Linked DNA regions of Homo sapiens: region 2 is linked to region 1. A link is an interaction called in ENCODE POLR2A ChIA-PET data of the cell type or tissue named here. Cell type or tissue: Panc1. All regions are shown on one strand. Each heading gives the region's core, and the rest is flanking DNA. Links, peaks and the distances in the headings are about the cores only.

Region 1 (5,000 bases), core at 1-5,000:
GCTTTCCTCTGTGTTGATCATTCCCAAACAGCCTCTCGCACAGAGTAGCAAGGTGGCAGGTCTGGGGCAACAGCTCAGCAATCCCAGAGAAAGCAAGACTGACCCAATATTTGCTGTAGAAATTCTTAAATCCAGCCTTACAGGCCTGAGTTGGTCACATGCTCAACCCTGAACCAACTATGCCTATCCCTGGGCCAATCACTGTGGCCAGGGGCTGCGGTGTTCACATTGACCAAACCTGACTTCCATGCCCATCTCCAAACCACAGGGATCCAGAGCGGGGTGGGTGGTTTCCCAAAGGAAGCCCAAGTGTTGTTCCCAGACACCAGATATCCCTACAAATGAAACCCTCACACCCAGGACCATGTGAAGATGAATTACTGTGTTCCACTCATGCAGGGCCAGCACACAGTACGTGCCCAATGTGTGCATGCTCTTGTTACCATCAGGTCCACCCTCCTGTCTCCATCTGTACTACCTCCTCACTTGCTCTCCATCTCCTCAGGATTTTTAGAACCACTCAGCTTGTCCTCCTGCTCCTCCCAGCCCTGGGCCTTACCTGGCATGACCTCTACACAGTCTCAGCAGCTTCCCCTTTTCCCAGAAGCCTCCCTAGAGAGATCCCCTACCTGTTGTGAGGCAGAGAAGAGAAGAATAGGAGAGGAAAGAGTCGCAGTGCTTCCCCTACCTGGGGAAGATGTCTGGGGCCCCATCCCCTTCTGTCCCTATCCCCAATCCTGACTTCCCAAGCAGAATATGCCTTTTGCATATCACTGCGCAGGGAGGGGCATCCTCAGGGGACAGGAGCTGCCTGAGAGTTGGAATCTGTCTCAGCTCAATCCCAGGAGGCTCTTGGCACACTCTAGTGCTGTGGCCACCTCTGCTGTAGCCCCCATGTGTCCTTGCAGGGACAGCTGCCAGCGAGGCTGGAGGCTGCTGTATATCGTGACCGCCTACCACAGCTGCTCTGAGGTCCTCCACCCACACCTCACTCGCTTCCTCCAAGACGTGAGCCGGACCCCAGGCCTGCCCTTTCAGGGTGAGAGGTCAATGAGTGGGAACCCAGGGCTGCATGCTTCTCCCTTGGGGACTGGGTGGACAGCTGGTGGGAGGGGAAACCCAGAGGGCCTCGCTCTTCACAGGTGCTGAGCAATGTTTACCAATATTAATATACTCCCCAAACATTTGTTAAGGTTTCACAGGGGCTGGCGTGGTGGTTTGTCTGATCTAATGGAGGGGGTGGTCAGGGATGACTCCTTGGAGGAAGTATTGCCCTGGGTAGGAGGGATTTCCAGGTGGAGTGAGTGACAGGAGCAAAGACAGGAGTGGGAATATGTGGTACGTGGGAGAAGAGAAGGAGGTGGGCAAGAATCCAGAGTACTGGGGTGCGGCCCTGCCTCTCTGACTGTTGGGACTCAGCAAGGGTCTTGAGGGATCTGGGCAGAGGTGGGCCCAAGCTGGTATCATCCCCCTTAGAATATGGAGAAAGGGGGGGCCACTCTTCAGCGTTGTTTCCATAGCAACCCCTGGGGCTCCCTAAGAAGGAGGCTGGGGCCCCTGTAGTCACCATGGCAGCCGTGGAGGAGATAGGAGACCTTACCCTTCCTGCCTCTGAATGCTTCTCTCTGATTCAATTAACAAACATTCAACCCACAGATGAATAGACCCAGCTCCCTATGGAAGAGCTCCCAGATGCATAAAAGCAGCAGAATGTGCCCTAGAACTCTTGACTCAAGAGAAATGGAGCACTGATGCTGGGGTCTCCTGCACTGGGAGGCCTGGGTGAGGGAGGGCAGCTGGCAGGGTATCCCAGCTGGCATGAGCAGAGCTGCATCACCCTAGCCACAGAGCCTGTGAGATACAAGCTCCCCAGTCAGCAGCTCAGGGTGACAGCGGTTTCCAGGCGTATAGGTTGCCAAGGGGACTATGGGCTAGATAAAAGGTCCTTAGCCACATGGGATGTGGGTTCAAATCCAGCTCTTAACCTCTAGCTCTTGACCTTGGGCAAGTCACTGTCCCTGTCTGAACTGTTTCCTCAACTGTCAAATGGGGGAGTAAATGCCTTCCCCACAGCTTGTGGAGAGAATGCAGTGGGCTCATGGTTGGTGGCAAGAGGAGCGAGCCCCTTTCTCCCACAGTCCACCTTGGGCGAGGCCTGAACTCCCTGCTTCTGCAGGGATCGCCAAGGCCTGCGAGCAGAACCTGCAGAAAACCTTGCGCTTCGGAGGTCGTCTGGAGCTCCCCAGCAGCATAGAGCTTCGGGCCATGTTGGTGAGCATAGGGTGGGAGTGGGTTCAAAATGAATGGGAGGCTGGGCGCAGTGGCTCATGCCTGTAATCCCAGCACTTTGGGAGGCTGAGGCGGGCAGATCACCTGAGGTCAGGAGTTCGAGACCAGCCTGGCCAACATGGTGAAACCCCGTCTCTACTAAAAATACAAAAATTAGCCGGGCATGGTGGCAGGCACCTGTAATCCCAGCTACTCGGGAGGCTAAGGCAGGAGAATTACTTGAACCCAGGAGGCAGAGGTTGCAGTGAGCCAAGATCGTGCCACTGCATTCCAGCCTGGGTGACAGAGCGAGACTCCATGTCAAAAAACAAAAACAAACACACACAAAAAAATGAATGGGAGACACAAGCCCTGCCCAGAGACCTCTCTGTCAGGTGCATTGCACTCAGGGGCTTGCAGACAGGCCCTGCGCGGTCCAGGTGCTCAAGTGTTCCTACACGTGCCAGCCCAGGATCCTTTGGCTTGGGAACTCCCAGGGCAGGAGACAAGGGCTGTCCCAGATCCTAGGACCCAACCTGTCATCCCTCTCCCACCTATCTACCCCAGGCAGGCCGCAGTTCCAAGAGGCAACTCTTTCTTCTTCCTGGAGGCCTTGAACGCCATCTCAAAATCAAAACATGCACTGTAAGTGAAGAAATGTCTCCTGCAGCCAGGTACTGGAGGGGCAGGGACAAGGACAGCCCAGGCTCCAGGATGGGGGTGGAGTAAGCCCCCAATGATGCTGAGCCCTCCCAGGCTCTCCCACAGCCCCACAAGGCAGGACTTATTTCTCAGAAGAGCAAACTGCACCTCAGAGAGGTTAAGCCTCTGGCTCAGGGTCATCCTGCAAAAAAGGGACAGAAGCAGATTTTAAACCTAAGTCTCAGACCACAAGCTGTGTTCTTTCCCTGCCTGAGGCTGATTCTCAGAGACCTCAGAGGATTGTGCGCCTTTGTGAAGAGGGCTGAGGAACTCCACACATGGCCTCTGGGGGCCTGAGTGGGGCCAGAAGGACAGAGGTCAAGCCCAACTGGCATGGCCTCATCTCTTCCGCCCCACCCCCAGGTGGCCCTGGACGTGGTGGAAGAGATATGTGCTGAGATGGCTCTGACACGCCCTGAGGCCTTCAATGAATATGTTATCTTCGTTGTCACCAACCGTGGTGAGTGCCAGGAAGACTGAGCATGCTGGGCCCATTCCCATCCCCGGGCCTTGTGCCATGTGGGGCCCTCCACCCAGATTTTAGGGCCCAAGTCAGGTGCCACTTCCTCCAGGAAGCCCCTTGACCCCCATGTGGAAGGATCTCTGTGTGTACCAAGCACGCCCAGCCCTTTATCTGTCCCTTTCTGCTTTGCTTAGTTTGCCTCACCTTATGATGAGAGCCCTCTCTCATCCCTCCCTTTGTCCCTCAGGACATGCTCAATGTGAGGACACAGGCCGTGCCCTCAAGGAGATTACATCCTGGAAAGGTTTCCATTAATAGCGCCGCATATTATGGAACCTATAGGAACCTATAGGTGCAAGCCTTCTTTCCTGCCTTTCATGCCTTAATAATGGCCAGAGAAGCCCCTCCCGAGGTGTCACTAGCCCCTCTCGAGGGCTCCTGGGACCCTAGGTGACCGTCATGCATCCCAAAGCCCCTTCCATCTGCTGACTGCCCACTCTAGATCATGGTCTTCCCTCCTGTCACCAGCTGGTCAGCTCCAGCAACCCCCAGCCAGCTCTCCCTACTGCTGCCTCAGTCCTCAGCCATGTGCCATCAGCCCTGCCTGCCCAAGTCCAGCTAAGACATTAGGGGAGAATGGCAGGTAACAAAACGGTCCTAATAACTGATATTTATTGAACGGATGCTGTGCCCCAGGTATAATTCAAAGCATTTCAGGCTGGGTGTGGTGGCTCATGCCTGTAATCCCAGCACTTTGGGAGGCCGAGGCGGGTGGATCTCTTGAGGCCAGGAGTTTCAGGGCAGCCTGGCCAACATGGCGAAGCCCCATCTCTACTAAAAATTAGCCAACCATGGTAGTGTGCACCTGTAATTCCAGCTACTCAGGAGGCTGAGGCACAACAATCACTTGAACCTGGGAGGCGGAGGTTGTAGTGAGCCATGATCATGCCACTGTACTCCAGCCTGGGTGATGGAGTGAGACTCTATCTGCAAAAAAAAAAAAAAAAAAAAAAAAAAGCCAGGTGTGGTGGCTTGCACCTTTAATCCCAGCACTCTGAGAGGCCGAGGCGGGTGGATCACCTAAGGTCGGGAGTTCGAGACCAGCCTGAGCAACATGGAGAAACCACATCTCCACTAAAAATACAAAATTAGCCAGGCATGGTGACGTTTGCCTGCCACTCAGGAGGGTGAGGCAGGAGGTTGCAGTGAGCTGAGATCGTGCCTGGGCAACAAGAGCGAAACTCCATCTCAAAAAAAAAAAAAAAAAAAGCATTTCATTCTGTGAACTCTTTTAATCCCCACGACAACCTTATGAAGTGGATGGAGACTGTTAGCTTTTCCATTTACAGATGGGAAAACTGAGGCCCAGGGAGGCTGTATTAGTTTTCTATTGTTGCTATAACAGATTATCACAAATTTAGTGGCTTAAAAAAACATAAATATATTACCTTATAATTCTGAAAGTCAGAAGTTCTAAAATGAAAATGGCATCAGGGCCAGGTTCCTTCTGGAAGCTCTAGGGAATAATTTGTTTCCTTTCCTTTTCCGGCTTCTAGAGGCTGCCCGC
Region 2 (9,132 bases), core at 4,133-9,132, 180 kb before region 1:
AGTTACTCACTACCCATGTGTGGACTAAATACGTGATCTCACACAAATGCAGAAGGGAGAAATTATCCACCTTTTACAGATGGGAAAGCCAAGGCTTAGATAGGTGAAGTGAGTTGCCAAAAGATGCACAGTCAGGATCCAAATCCTGCTCTGATGTGCTTAACAAATAGCATATGTAATAACAATCCCCCATTTCCTAGCATAGCAATTGCTGGGCTTGACTGAAAGCAAACTTGATCTGTCACAGGTACCAGGCCCTGATGAAGTAGGAGGGATAAGTCAGTTAAAGTTTTGAAATCAAAATTAAGAGTCATTTCCCAAAGTATAGCACCTTTTTTTTTTTTTTTTTCTTGATGGAGTCTCGCTCTATCACCAGGCTAGAGTGCAGTGGTGCACGATCTCGGCTCACTGCAACCTCCAACTCCCTGGTTCAAGCGATTCTCCTGCCTCAGCCTGTCAAGTAGCTGGGATTACAGACATGCGCCACCATGCCCAGCTAATTTTTGTATTTTTAATAAAGTCAGGGTTTCACCATGTTGGCCAGGATGGTCTTGATCTCCTGACCTTGTGATCCGCCCACCTCGGCCTCCCAAAGTGCTGGGATTACAAGTGTGAGCCACCGCGCCTGACCTCCCCACCCCCCCCCCAAAAAAAAGGCCAAACACTTTGCAGAAAACATCAGCCAAATATAACACATTAAAATTCCCCCAAAGACAAGTTGATGACAAGTTATGGGAAACCGCAGGGGAAGCCATTGCATAAGAGTGGGGAGCTAGAGAGAGGCCGAGGTCTGGAACTGTCTTTGGGGGTAGAATCAGTCACCCCAACGAGGTGGAGCCAGTGTGAACAGATTGGAGAGAGTGGGAGGAAAAGGACCAAGGTCTTGGGAGGACGGAAGGCACAGGTGGAGAAGGGGTAGGGGTTGAAGGGTGTGGAGGCTATGCCTCCCCTGGAAGCAAGAGAGAAGTGTGCACAAGAGCTCATTGGGACATTTGATGAGGGACAGTTCAGGGCAGAGGATGCATATTTGCAGAAGCTGCATCCAAGTGGATGGTCAGGGAGGCAAGAGGAGGGCAGTCTTAGAGGGAAGTCTCTAAGACCAGGTAACAGGATTGTATGGCCCAACCTGGCTTTTCAGCAGACACCATCAGCCCTGCACCAGGAGTTTCTCCAGCAGTGCCCAGTGGAATGAAAAACAGAGCACAGGGGCTGCCTAGCATCAGGGACCAGCAGGGCAGAAGGACAGGAGGTTCAGGGAGGCCCAGATGCTGGGAAGGCATGTAGACAAAGATAGGAAGTAGGGCCAGCAGGGAGGCAAGAATCAGGGGTGGAAAGTGGGGGAAAATATCCCTCCTGGATGTCCTCACCAAGAGGGTTGATAAGGATGAGAATGTGGTCCAGCCACGAACGGCAGCCTGGAGTCAGCCTCACATTGTGACTGACCAAATCTACAGATCCCCCCTGTGCTGTGGTGTCTCAGTCAAATCCCTCTGGACCATTAGCAACAGAATCTACTGGAGGCTGGGCACGGTGGCTCATGCCTGTAATCCCAGCACTTTGGGAAGCGGAGGCAGGTGGATCACCTGAGGTCAGGAGTTTGAGACCAGCCTGGCCAACATGGTGAAACCCCGTTTCTACTAAAAATACAAAAAATTAGCCAGGCGTAGTGGTGGACACCTGAAATCCTAGTTACTCAGGAGGCTGAGGCAGGAGAATCGCTTGAATCCGGGCGTTGCAGTGAGCTGAGACCGCGCCATTGTGCCCCAGCCTGGGCGACAGAGCGAGACTCTGTCTCAAAAAAAATAAATTAATTAAATTAAAAAATAACCTACTGGAGCTAGCTTAAGTAGAAGAGGATTTCATGTGAGAAACAGGAAACTCTCATGAGGCCTGGACCTAGGGACATTAGGGACTGGAAAGCCAGCAAGAAGGAGGCAGCCTCTGTCTGTGTCGATCTGTCTGTCCTTTGTCTTTTGTTTTCTGATTCCCAGGTTCCCATCTCTGCTTTTCTCTGTGCATCTGCCTCCTCCCCCTCTTGCTCTCTGCTTAACTATGTACCCAGCCAGCCCACACTCCCTATTCCTCCCCAGCTCAAGCAGCCAGCTCCGATGGGCACTCTCATTCCACAGCCTCAACTTCACATCTCCCACGGGGAGGACGTGAATGGGCAGCTTGGGTCAGGGGCTCCCTCTGCACCAGGAGAAGCTTGTGGTGTGGTGTGGGGCATACACACATGACGGCCTGGAGGGGGTGAGGTGCTCAAGGAAGAGGAGCTGCAGGCTGACAGGCCTGGCTGGGGCTGCCCAGGGAGCACAGTCAGTGGTTGGTACCCACAAGCCCAAGTGAGGATGGGCATACAAAGTCAGAGGCCTGACACAGGGCCACAGTCATAAGATGAGTCAAGATCACAGGCTAGGGAGACCAGTGTGGACACCAGTCCAGTGGGTCCAGCGAGGGTCCCAGCTGTGGCTGTAGGGTCAAGGGATGAAACCCTGTGGACAGGCCCAGGTGGTTGCCAGGAAGCCCTGGAGCAGCCTTGGCGTAAGTATACAAACCCCGAGATGCAGCAGACCCAGGGCTGGGCGTGGGGCATTCCTCAGAGTGCCAGTGGCCACAAGACACTACAGGGGGAAACCTCAGCCAGACCCTGCCCTCAAACAGAGAAAGAAGCAGGCCGTGAAGGAAGAATGCGGTGTTTTTTAGGGAAAACGTGGGGGAAGATGAACCAGCCGTGCAACTCGATGGAGCCGAGGGTGATGGACGATGACATGCTCAAGCTGGCCGTCGGGGACCAGGGCCCCCAGGAGGAGGCCGGGCAGCTGGCCAAGCAGGAGGGCATCCTCTTCAAGGATGTCCTGTCCCTGCAGCTGGACTTTCGGAGTATGTATCCAAGGTTCAGGGGTGGTGGCCAGGGTGGGCCCTCCCTGGCTTTCTCTGCTCCATCTTCAAGCCCCAGGATTCCATGCAAAGTCCACGGTCGAGGTTCCCACATCAGCATTAGGGCCTACCTGGGTTACAAGGCATAGGAGCAGCACAGATGTTTGTAAAGCGTCATACTTAGTGTCTTCATCATTTGAATATCCACGACGCTCCGGATTCTGAATAAGAATAGAAAACAAGATAAAATTGTCCCACGCCAAATCTAAGTGAGCCCCCAAGACTATGCTGTTTCCATCACACAACTCCACATGGGTGTCCTTGGAGTGGGGGTCCCTGGCAGGCAGAGCCTAGGAAGTCCCACGTAGCCAGAAGCAGAGGGTAGGAAGTGTGGGAGAATGAGAGCGGGCACTGGGATGGCAGCTTCAGGGAAGGGGTGACCAAAGACAGGCTGGTAGCAGGAGGAGCACAGGCCCTTGAGGCAGGGAGGCACATCAGGAGTGAGAAGATGTGGCTCAGGACCAGGCGGACCCTCACTGCTTCAATGTCCCGTCTGTGGAATGGGATGGCTGTCATCCCTGTCTCGAGCATTGGGTGGGGGGACAAGGTGAGACAGCACGTGCACAGTGCCTGGCTCACACAGCAAGCCAGGCACAGTAAGTGAAGGCAGAGGCAGTACGAGGGCAGTGAGAGAGGTGGGCAGGGATCCTGAGACCCCCCTTTGTATCATGTGCAGGCAAGGCCACAGCAGAGTGACCTGGTCTGATTCACATTCGTGCTCTGTCTTGGGGCCCCTAGGCTGGCCGGCATCCAGTCAACAACAAGGAGGTATTGAGACCCTGCCTCAGTCCAGCCCTGCTGCCAGAGCCAGGGACACGACAGTGGGCAAGTCAGGCATGGCCCAGGCACAGCCCCACGAAGCCCATAGGCTCCCAGGGCTGACCACCCAATCAGGGAGGGCCCTGAGCCACAGCCCCGGGAGGGGTAAAGGGGCACAGAACAGGTGCGGCAGGAGGGGGCTTTTGCAGCTGACCGCTTGCCCTCTGTTTCCCCTCCCCAACCTGAGGTTCATGCAGCCAGTATTGAACACCTGCCTGTTACATGCCAGGTACTGTTCTGAGCACTAGGGATTCAACTATGAGCAAAAAAAGACAAAAGCCTTGTCCTCATGGAGCTGACATTCAACTTGATGGGGGACAATTAAATAAAATGAAGAAGGAAAATAATACTATTTGCTAAACGTAATATGTGGTGTGGAGGAAAAAAGGAAGGAGAGGAGAAAAGGGAAGTTGGGGGTGGAGTACAGTGTTTTATAGAGTGGCCAGGGGCTTCACCAAGAAGGTAACAATTTAGCAACAACTTGAGGTAGGCAAGGGAGAGAGCTGCTGTGCAGATCCACCAGGGAAAGTGGAGCAGCCAGTGCAAAGGGCCTGGGGCAGGCTGGACCCCGCCTTATCATCTCTGCTGAGGAAGCCACTGTGGAGAGACAGGTCGGGGAGGTCATGGTGTCAGCTTGGAGACAGTGGAAGGTGTTTGGCTCTTACAGTGAGTGAAGTGGGGACCCCGGGAGGGTCCTGAGCAGAAGTGGGACAGGATGGGACTTAGGATTTCACAGGACCCTGCTGGCTGCGTGAGGATAGACCGTGGAGGCCAGGGGCCGAGGCAAGGATCTAGTAAGATGGCCACTGCTGTACTCCAGTGAGTGATGACCACAGGCCTGGCCGAGGTGGTGGCCACAGGGGCAGATTTAGTGTCTTTGTTGAAGATTAAATCGGCTTTTTTTGGCAGTCCTGTCATGCTGGTAACTCATTTAGAGCTAACTGCCAAGTACATCCTGATTTGTTGTGTTGTTTTGGCTTTTCCTCCTGAACTGCTGACACCTGGGAAAAAGCCGGCATGCTGGCGTGTGTGGCAGAGCACCCGGTGTGCAGGAGCCACAGGGGGAGTGCTACTGCTGGGGGGCTGTCAGATCAGGGCCAGAAAAGGCACCTGGAAAATCCAACCCAGGGTTGGGAGGTGGCCGGGAGGCTGGGGCAGAACTGGCCCCACCCTGGAAGCACAGGTGGGAATTGTGGCCAGTATCATTCTGGGAAATCTGGCCACAAACAGGGAGCTGAAGAACAGGCACCAGTCCCACCCAGCCCTGGGAACCCAGGAGAGGCACTACGCAGCAATCCGGCTCTAGGGGAAGGGCAGTCCCACCCAGCCCTGGGAACCCAGGATAGGTGCAAGGCAGCAATCCAGCTCTAAGGGAAGGGCAGTCCCACCCAGCCCTGGGAACCCAGGAGAGGTGCAGGGCAGCAATCCAGCTCTAGGGGAAGGGCGGTGTGCCCCTCTGGACCTGGGTCAGAGAACCCTGTCCTCCCCAGAACTTTGTGCAGGGAGGGGAGCTAGGAGGGGTTCCCCACTTTCCCACTGGGACTTTCACAACCTCACAGGCAGGCTCTGCCCCTCTGAATGAATATTGAAACGGCAGCTGGACTGTATGTTTTTTTTTTGTTTGTTTGTTTGTTTTGTTTTATTGTTGTTGTTTTTTTTTTTGTAGAGACGGAGTCTCGCTCTGCCGCCCAGCCCAGGCTGGAGTGCTAGAGTGCAGTAGTGCGATCTCAGCTCACTGCAACCTCTGCCTCCTGAGTTCAAGCAATTCTCCTGCCTCAGCCTCCCAAGTAGCTGGAACTACAGGCATATGCGGCCACGCCTGGCTAATTTTTTTTATTTTAGTAGAGATGGGGTTTCACCATGTTGCCCAGGCTGGTTTCGAACTCCTGAGCTCAGGCAATCTGCCTGCCTCAGGCTCCCAAAGTGCTAGGATTATAGGTATGAGCCACTGCGCCCAGCATTTTTTTTTTTTTTTTTTTGAGATGGAGTCTCACTCTGTCGCCAGGCTAGAGTGCAGTGGCACGATCTAGGCTCACTGCAACCTTCACCTCCCGGGTTCAAGTGATTCTCTTGCCTCAGCCTCCAGAGTAGCTGGGACTACAGGTGTACACCACCACACCCAGTGAATTTCTGTATTTTTAGTAGAGACGGGGTTTCACCATGTTGGCCAAGATGGTCTCGATCTCTTGACCTCGTGATCTGCCCACCTCGGCCTCCCAAAGTGCTGGGATTACACGTGTGAGCCACCGCACCTAGCCACTAATTTGTATTTGTATTTTTTATTTTTTTGGCATGAATCTCATTTATTGAAAACATTATATTTCACCTTTCTCAAATTGAAGACTGCAAAAAATAAAAGCAGTGCTTTACTGAGTTCTCATTAACCTCAGGAGCAGCAGCGCTGCCTCTCCACGCTCCAGGAAACCCTGGCTCCCGCGTGCCACATCTGTCGCACCTCACTTTACAAAACAGTCCTGAAGCTTAATCAAATAAAACTATTGTACATTAGAAAAAGAGAGCTGGGTGTAGAAAAGCCAGGTGTAAGTTCCCTTTAAGCAAAGGCTGCTCTGCAGTTGGGGCATCTTTGCTTCCTCCAGGAAAAACAGCAGATGAACCCAAAGGGGAACAGGATGATGGCCAGGAGGATTCCCAGGAAGGTGAAGCAGTCCTCCAGCACCCTATCCCTGCAGACGGGACAGCCTCTCATGATGGCGATGGCATTGGCAGGGTACCAAGTGATAGTCCAGCTGTGGTCATTGTAGACCCTGGGGTGGTGGTTGGGTATCCCTGTGATGAGGTAAGGGGAGGGCGGGCAGCAGCAAGGGATGGGCAGCAGGGATGACGCTGTAGCCATGCAAGCTGCATGCATAGTTGCCCTGGCCGGCCCCTAGGTTGTAGGTGGGCAGCCACTCCCACAGCAGGGGCGTGTGGTCCATGGCAGCCCGGCTCAGGTCAGTCGGTCCTGGCAGGGGACACAGTGGGGGACGTGGCAGGGATGCAGCAGACTGGCTGGCTCAGGCTCCTCTGAGGCACAATGCCTCAGCACCGATTTTTATTTTTTTTTATTTATTTATTTATTTAGAGACAGAGTCTTGCTTTGTCACCCAGGCTGCAGTGCAGTGGCATGATCTTGGCTCACTGCATCTCTGCCTCCTGGGTTCAAGTGATTCTGCTGCCTCAGCCTCCTGAGTAGCTGGGACTACAGGGACACCAGCTAATTTTTGTATTTTTATTATAGAGACAGTGTTTTTCCATGTTGGCCAGGCTGGTCTCAAACTCCTGGTCTCAAGCAATCCACCGGCCTTGGCCTCCCAAAGTGCTGGGATTACAGGTGTGTGCCACCATGCCCAGCCACAGGACCAAATTTTTTTTTTTTTTTAAACAGTCTCACTCTGTCATCCAGGCTGGAGTTCAGTGGCGTAATCTAGGCTCACTGCAACCTCTGCCTCCTGGGTTCAAGCGATTCTCCTGCCTCAGCCTCCAGAGTAGCTGGGATTACAAGCGCGTGTCACCACGCCCAACTAATTTTTGTATTTTTAGTAGAGACAGGGTTTCACCATGTTGGCCAGGATGGTCTCCATCTCTTTTTTTTTTTTTTTGAGATGGAGTCTCGCTCTGTCGCCCAGGCTGGAGTTCAGTGGCGCAATCTCGGCTCACTGAAAGCTCCGCCTCCTGGGTTCACGCCATTCTCCTGCCTCAGCCTCCCGAGTAGCTGGGACTACAGGTGCCCGCCACCACGCCCAGCTAATTTTTTGTGTTTTTAGGAGAGACAGGGTTTCACTGTGTTAGCCAGGATGGTCTCCACCTCCTCACCTCCTGATCTGCCTACCTTGGCCTCCCAAAGTGCTGGGATTACAGGCGTGAGCCACCACGCCTGGCCCACAGCACCAATTTTGAAAACTTCTTTCACTTCTGTATTATTTCAGTTCTTTTAATGAGCATATTCTTTTTTTTTTTTTTTTTGAGATGGAGTCTCGCTCTGTCACCTGGATTGCAGTGGCGCGATCTTGGCTCACTGCAACCTCTGCCTCCCTGGTTCAAGCGATTCTCCTGCCTCAGCCTCCCAAGTAGCTGGGACTACAGACGTGCACCACCACGCCCAGCCAATTTTTTGTATCTTTAGCAGAGACAGGGTTTCACCACATTGGCCAGGATGGTCTCGATCTCTTGAACTTGTGATCCGCCCGCCTCGGCCTCCCAAAGTGCTGTGATTACAGGCGTGAGCCACTGCGCCCATCCTTAATGAGCATATTCTAATTTTATAAATTTTAGAAATCATTACAAAAGCAAATATGGAAAAAAGGAGCATATAAACAACAGAGCTGTACGTGGCTTCTGGGAAAACCTGGCAGACAAGTTTGGCCTCTAGAGTGTTACATATACAGTACATATTTACTTATACATATGTGTTTTTCAGAACTCTCCTGGCTGCCAGTGACAGAAACCAAACTCTGGCTTACCTAGCAAACAGAATGAACCAGCTGTGTAGCTGGCGTGGGTGGTCCTCACAGGCCACAGGGGCCAGGCACTTCCGTGATATCAGGAACCTGCCTCGTTCTTGCATGGATGACTTATCTCATCCCCTACGTATGGACATTTGGGAGCTTTTCTGCCCCTTACGTGCCTGAGGGATTCCTTTGGACATATATACAGTGTGGAGATAGATTCCATGTAGAGAAATTATAGTTCAAAGGGCACTGACTTTAAATATTTCAAAAAACATTGCCAAACAGTGCTCCAAAAAGGCTGAATGAGGCAATCAACCCTCCTACCAACAGAGACACATGTTTTCATTCTATTTATCACACTGTGGAAGGAAGGCCTCTGTCTGTGTCCTGTGTCCTAAGGTGGACCAGCCTCCTGGAGAGTCCCTGGCCTGGCCCCAGAAACAGCACAAGCGAGTCTCCTGCCCAGCCAGGTCCAGCTCACTTCCACCCCAGCAACTTTTTAGCTCCACCCTAGTAAACCTATTAGGTCTTTCTGTGGCTCTGGGTGGCAGTACCGATCCCCGCCCACCTCATAGGGACACAATGTTCCTCGATGCTCAGCCGACATCTCCAGGGTGCCTGCGTACTCCAGGGCAGGGCAGAAGAGTTCTAGGTCCCTTTTGTGTGGTTCTGCCTCACTCCTCCTGTACACTAGCACAAAACTCTGACCCTAACCTGAGACTGAAATCACCTTCCATTATTTCAGACATCCTCCGCATAGACAACCTCTGGCAGTTTGAGAACTTGAGGAAGCTGCAGCTGGACAATAACATCATTGAGAAGATCGAGGGCCTGGAGAACCTCGCACACCTGGTCTGGCTGGGTAAGGCCCTTTCCTCTGTGTGTCCACCCTAATCGAAGGTGACACCCTGACAAGGTTATTGCCTTC

The links. ChIA-PET counts read pairs that join two places held together with the same protein. Peaks named below come from ENCODE experiments on the same cell type or tissue, not always from the same donor. Only the 100,000 strongest peaks of a DNase experiment are listed, where the experiment ranks them.
Region 2: POLR2A ChIA-PET joins it to region 1 with 5 read pairs; 2 of 35 experiments call an interaction of 5 or more read pairs at or near these places.

Annotation. Positions count from the first base shown.
Region 1 is chr17:18,160,409-18,165,408 of GRCh38, forward strand. MYO15A (myosin XVA) reads left to right here. Exons shown (of 66, transcript NM_016239.4): 57 at 909-1,039; 58 at 2,177-2,271; 59 at 2,836-2,913; 60 at 3,334-3,430. Among named protein-coding and RNA genes, the nearest start is that of ALKBH5, 21 kb to the right of the region's middle. RefSeq lists enhancers at 633-692, 813-952. In Panc1, for the core only: no CTCF peak of the experiment used is centred there; no DNase peak of the experiment used is centred there.
Region 2 is chr17:17,974,879-17,984,010 of GRCh38, forward strand. DRC3 (dynein regulatory complex subunit 3) reads left to right here. Exons shown (of 14, transcript NM_031294.4): 3 at 2,704-2,880; 4 at 8,950-9,066. The coding sequence starts at 2,721. It overlaps LOC107984989 (a long non-coding RNA gene), which reads right to left. Exons shown (of 3, transcript XR_001752801.2): 3 at 2,678-3,098. It also overlaps the pseudogene BRI3P3. Among named protein-coding and RNA genes, the nearest start is that of DRC3, 6.6 kb to the left of the region's middle. RefSeq lists an enhancer at 6,178-6,678. In Panc1, for the core only: no CTCF peak of the experiment used is centred there; no DNase peak of the experiment used is centred there; H3K27ac peaks cover 365 bases.